2 separate regions of the Homo sapiens genome follow, and region 2 is linked to region 1. A link is a loop called in an ENCODE intact Hi-C map of the cell type or tissue named here. Cell type or tissue: PC-9. All regions are shown on one strand. Links, peaks and the distances in the headings refer to the core of each region. The heading gives the core; the rest is flanking DNA. Region 1 overlaps EXOC6 (exocyst complex component 6). Region 2 overlaps MYOF (myoferlin).

Region 1 (2,920 bases), core at 333-2,832:
AAAGAAAGATAAATAGGACAATTCTTATAATTAAATATTTTTTATCCTGACTGAACAAATCTAGGTCTCTTTTAATAAATAATGTTTTAGCTGTATGGCAGAAAGTGTAGACCAACTTTCTTTAAGAAAAATACACACTGCTGTTAAACTTTTCAAAAAGTTTTAACATTATTAAATAATGCTGAGAACATAACTATTTATCATAAGCTTTTAAAGGAATTTTAGAGGATAACATTTTATAAATATTGTACTAACTGTCATTTTAGAAATTCAAAAACTGCAAATAGGGCCTTTCATTGTATGCATGTTTTGAGTTCACTTCCCTGCATGGAAAGAAATCCTGTTAAGTCAGTGCATTACTTGCTTCAGAAAAAGAGAATACTCCTGTCATTAGCATGACAACTGTGTTAATAGAGCATAAAGAGCATTCCCTAATACATATACTAATTCACTTCTTGAAAGTAACATACTTAATAATGACTTGTACATATGTACTATCAACTAAGACTTGAGTAATTTAATGAGAACAAAGGCAAATAATTTTAACATATTTCTTACCTTCAGTTTTTCTGCATCAGTCCTTACTTTAAGGAGTTCTGTAATAGCATCTACAAAACCCTGATGATGAAAATTACACATCTTTTCAATTTCCTTGTCATGATTACGGATACAAGCATCTAACTTTTCCATAAACTTCTTGTGCGCATTTGGTTGGTCATCATACACAGACCTGAATGTATATAAGAAAGCTAAAATTAACCAAAATGTATTATTTAGTAAGCCTGATCTTTGCAAGAGGTGATATCTTAAAATTAAATCTCTGAACAAATAAACTGGTGATAATATTACCTTTAGCAGAAATAATTTGCGTGAAAGTATTTTATTTCTTCTTGAACATGATAATATTAAAAGAACCACACAAGCTCTAGATATAGCATGAGGTATCTGGAAATAAAGGTATGAGGCTCAGGAGATGTGGGCCTAATACAAGTCTTTAACATACTAACATTCAAAAACAAAGAATTACTGAGTGAATGAATGGTTAAAGAATGAATGAACAAACTCATGATTTTTACAGCATTTACTATGTAAAGTAAACGCTCATGTTCTAAATGCTTTATATATTAACTCTTTAATCCCCACAACAAGGCTACAAAGTAGGTATTGTTATTACCCTTGTTTTACAGAAGAGTTACAGATTACTGAACTGCCATAAATTCCACAACCAGCACAAGTGATAGCTGGGATATGACTCCTGATAGTCCGGCTCCAGGGTTCATATTCTCAGGTACAAGCCCATATTGCAGTCACCACAATGTTTCCTAAACATGGCATATTCATTCCTACTGTCTCTCAGCTCATGCTGTCTCCACAGAGAGCGTACCCCTCTATTCACCATGCAGTAAAGGACTACCCTTGCCACTGATTCCTGGGAGGAAAGCCTTTGGCATACCCTGCCTGGTAAGTGTCTTCTTTGTTTACCTGGAAGGCTTTGACTGCCAAATAGCAGATGCTAACAGTGTGACTCACGGTGAGGCCTGAGGCCACACAGTTTTAGCTGTGGAGGGGCAGGAGGTCAGCAATGTGGGCAGTCAGCCAAGTCTACATGGGTAGTCAGTCATGGCTATATGACCAAACTCCAATAAAATTCCTGGATATCAAAGCTTGGATGAGCTTCCCTGATTGACAATACTCCATGCGTGTTACCACACATCACTGCTGGGAGCAGTAAGTGCTGTCCACAATTCCACTGAGAAAGGACAACTGAAAGCTCACTCGTGGAACTCTCCTAGTCCCTGTCCTATGTGCCTTTTCTGCTGTTGATTTTAATCTGTGTAGTTTTTTGAAAGTTTTTGTTGTTGTTGTTTTTGCTGTAACAAACAGTAACTATGAGTGTAACAACTTTGCTGAATTTTGCAAGTCCCTCTAGCAAATTTTTGAACCTGAGAGTGGTCTTGGGAACTTTCCAAACCTCACCCCACATCCGTTGCCCATTGTTTGAGGTTCATTTCAAGTCCCATTTCTTCCAGCAGGCCTTTGCCAATCATTCCCATGCCAAGTAATCTTTTCATCTGCAGGACAGGTAAACTTACAACCCCTTACAGTTATTCTGACACGTAATCATATATTACTTTGTATTGTAATTTACATGTTTTGTATTTAAAATATATTTTGTTTCCCCAAATAGACCATAAACTTCTTGAGGGTAGCCTCTGTCTTAGGTTTTTAATGAATACACTCTCTAATACAAGAGGTAACAATATAGGATACCAATTATTAAGAATTTAGACTCTTGGCAGCCAGGTGCAGTGGCTCACACCTGTAATCCCAGCATTTTGGGAGCCGATGCGGACAGATCACTTGAGGTCAGGAGTTTGAGACTAGCCTGGCCAACATGGTGAAACACTGTCTCTACTAAAAATACAAAAATTAGCTGGGTGTCGTGGCAGGTGCCTGTAATCTCAGCTACTCAGGAGGCTGAGGCAGGAGAATCGCTTGAACCCGGGAGGCAGAGGTTGCAGTGAGCAAAGATCATACTACTGCACCCCAGCCTGGGTGACAGAGTGAAACTCCGTCTAAAAAAGAAAAAAAAGAATTTAGGTTCTTGGCATCTATGCCTACATTCTAATGTACGTCAAATATAAATTTTAATTTTTTTAATTTTTTAAAAAATGTAGGTTCTGTAAGAGCTGAGTTAGAACTAGGCTCTGATCTTGGACATATTCTCTTTTCTATCTCCATGTCATCTTGACTTGTAGCTTTAAATTCCATAAGCACACTGACACCTGCTAAATTTTTATCTCTGCCCTGACCTCTCCTCAAACTCATATATCTCTCCAATTAGATGTCTGATAAGCACCTCAAATATGTCCGAAAATGAATTCCTGATCTCCTTTCACAAAACCTGCCCTTCCCATAG
Region 2 (2,920 bases), core at 312-2,811, 440 kb before region 1:
CTGTCTTCCTACCTTTCTTTCCTTCCTTCCTTCCTTTCCTTCCCTTCCTTCCTTTCTTCTCTTTCCTTCCTTTCTTCTCTTTCCTTCCTTTCTTTCCTTCTTCCTTCCTTCTTTTCTTCCTGCCTTCCCTCCCTTCTTCCTCCCTCCTACCTGCCTCCCTTCCTTCTTCCTTTTCTCCTGCCTTCTTCCTTCCTTCTCCTCCTTCATCCTCTTCCCTTCTTGCTTTTTAAATTGAGAAATATTTTACATACGATAAAGTGATCCATTCAACAAGTTGTGATTATTGTATATACCCTATGTGAACCACCACCCAAAACAAGACAGAACATTCCCATTCCCACAGAAAACTTCCCCGTGTCCCTTTCCAGTCAATTTTCCACTATCCTCATCCCTCCTAGGAGCAACTGATTGGATTTCTCTCACCACAAACTGATTTTGCCTGATTTTACACTTGCTCTAAATGGACTTGTATGATTTATGTTTTGTGTGTCTGGCCTTTTATCCCCACGTTGTAGTTTTGAGACTCATCATGTGGTTGTGTGTATTCATAGTTTTTCCCTTGTCATTGCTGAGTAGTATTCCATTGTGTGGATATGCCACAAGTTATTTTTCCATTCTCCTGATAATGAAGCTGCTGTGAACATTCTTCTACCATGTGTACGTGTTTTCACTTGTCATCAGTAAATGCCTAGGAATGCAATCTCTAGATCATAGAATAGGTGGCTACTTAACTCCAAAAGAAACTACCAGACATTTTCCAAAGTGGTTGTATCTGTCTACACTCCCGCCAGCGATTTGGGAGTTCCGGTCGCCCCATCCACAACCTCAGGCCCACTTGATACTGTCAGCCCTTTTGATTTTAGACCTTACCTGCATTTTAATGAGAAATTAAGACTCTGTTGGTGGTTTTCAGATATATAATTGTGAACTAGAAAATGTAGCAGAATTTGAGGGCCTGACAGACTTCTCAGATACGTTCAAGTTGTACCGAGGCAAGTCGGATGAAAATGAAGATCCTTCTGTGGTTGGAGAGTTTAAGGTGAGTAAGATGTGTGTTGGTCCCGTTTAAAATCCACCTTCATTTTCTATATAGGCCTAGAATAAAGGACAACCAGGCTCTAGGGAGGGGCACATCCTGCAGCCTCTGAGGGATGCTGGCATTTTCTATATAGGCCTAGGATAAAGGACAACCAGGGTCTAGGTAGGGGCACATCCTGCAGCCTCTGAGGGATGCTGGAAGGTGCCAGAAAGGAAAAGGGGGAGGGGGGCCAGAGCACTCGAGCCATCTCCGCATCTCTTCCTGCCTCCCTGCTCACGCCAAGCAGCCTTGACTGAGCCATCTCCGCATCTCTTCCTGCCTCCCTGCTCACGCCAAGCAGCCTTGAATCCTAAGATACAGTCTCTCCAAGATCTAGTTCCTCTCTTCATCCTACTGCCCCTACCATGCTTTCAGCAGGATCATCGTGACAACTTCTCACTTGACAGTCCTTGTCACCTTTCTCGTCACACTCCTCTCCAGCCTCCATGCAACCAAATCTGATCTTCTCTCTGGACTACTGAAAGGCTTTGCTTGGGTTTTCACAGTCAAGTCGCAACTCCTTTCAAAGGCAGAGCCAGTCTTTCCCAAGCTACATGGTCCCCTGCCTCCCTCCCCCTCACACACTCCACCCTCCTGCCTGGGAGAGCCTCGCCCAAGCCCCGGACACACCTTGTCCTCTCAATAAGTCGGAGGCTTGGGACAGGCTCTTCTTCCTTCCCTGGGTGCCCTTTCTACCTGCTTTGTGGTCTGACGAAGTCCTACTCATTCTTTTAAGCGCCAGCTCAAATGTCACTCTCTTTGTCAAGTGTTCCCTGATTGCTTCGGGCAGCGTGACTCACTCCTGCTCTGGGCTCCCACAGGTCTGGGTTCATGCCTCCATGAAAGCATCTTACACATGGAAAGTATCTGCTTTATAATTGCCCCTCCCTGCAACCACGCTTGGCAAAGTCATGGCAGATGTGCTGCTGCTGCTTTATAATCCTTTGCCTGTAGCAGACATTGCTAAGGGACGAGAGGATGATGCCTGATGTGTGGTCTCAAATCCTTCTCAGTACAGCCTCCCACCAAGCAATCACATATGGCACAAGAGCCAACCCTACTGAACATCGCTGTGCCAGACGGGAGTCTTTGAGTTCTTTTGTGGGTCCCTAGTACCTGGCACATAGTAGGTGCTTATTCCATGCTGCTTGACTGAATAAAGACCACTGGAACTAAGACCTGTATGTTCTGAATCCGGCTTCAGTGCTTTCTCCTGGTTTTAAGGCAAAATATGTGGCCTCTCCAGCAGGTCTTGTTGGCTCGCTCCTTCAAAATACAATTTTTGTGGCGTTACTATATGCCTAGTCCTGTGTTAGGCCCTGGAGATAGGGTGATGAACAAGACTTTATGCTCCCCTCACCCGTCTCTAGAAGCCCACAGTCTAATGAAGGATCTAGAGAATAAATAGATTATCTCAATGCAGAGGCCAGTGCTGTGCCAGGGGTGAGTATGGGGTTGGATGAGAGCACCCAGAGGACATACCAAGCCCAGGAGCAGTCAGGGAGGTTTCCTGGAGGAAGTGACACCTTTCAGCTGAGATTTGAAAGATAAACAGGAGTTTGCCTGGGAGTGGGAGGTGGAGTACAGAGGTGCTACAGGAAAAGCGGAATCACTGTTGGTATTTCGTTGGGTTTAAAATGTAATTATTGTTATTCCTATCTTCAAAGAATGTGCAGTATTTCACTCTTTCTCACCACCACCTCCTCCATCACACTGGCCCATGTTCTCCTCTTGACTCCCAGTTTCTGCTCTGCCCTCTCTTCTCCCCTGTGAGCTCTCAAATAATTACTTGAGAATCATTTCACTTTCCCTACTGGAAATATGCAAAGTGCAATATACATT

Evidence for each region. Hi-C counts contacts between places; a loop is a spot of excess contacts. Peaks named below come from ENCODE experiments on the same cell type or tissue, not always from the same donor. Only the 100,000 strongest peaks of a DNase experiment are listed, where the experiment ranks them.
Region 2: it touches region 1 in a loop (5-fold over the local background); 1 of 110 quality-filtered maps calls a loop at or near these places.

What each region holds. Positions count from the first base shown.
Region 1 is chr10:92,891,159-92,894,078 of GRCh38, reverse strand. It overlaps EXOC6 (exocyst complex component 6), which reads right to left. Exons shown (of 22, transcript NM_019053.6): 2 at 559-730. Among named protein-coding and RNA genes, the nearest start is that of EXOC6, 44 kb to the right of the region's middle. RefSeq lists an enhancer at 1,188-1,687. In PC-9, for the core only: no CTCF peak of the experiment used is centred there; DNase peaks (open chromatin) are centred at 1,558 and 1,998; H3K27ac peaks cover 1,742 bases.
Region 2 is chr10:93,334,040-93,336,959 of GRCh38, reverse strand. It overlaps MYOF (myoferlin), which reads left to right. Exons shown (of 54, transcript NM_013451.4): 41 at 914-1,039. Among named protein-coding and RNA genes, the nearest start is that of MYOF, 150 kb to the left of the region's middle. RefSeq lists an enhancer at 1,849-2,920. In PC-9, for the core only: no CTCF peak of the experiment used is centred there; a DNase peak (open chromatin) is centred at 1,829; H3K27ac peaks cover 2,330 bases.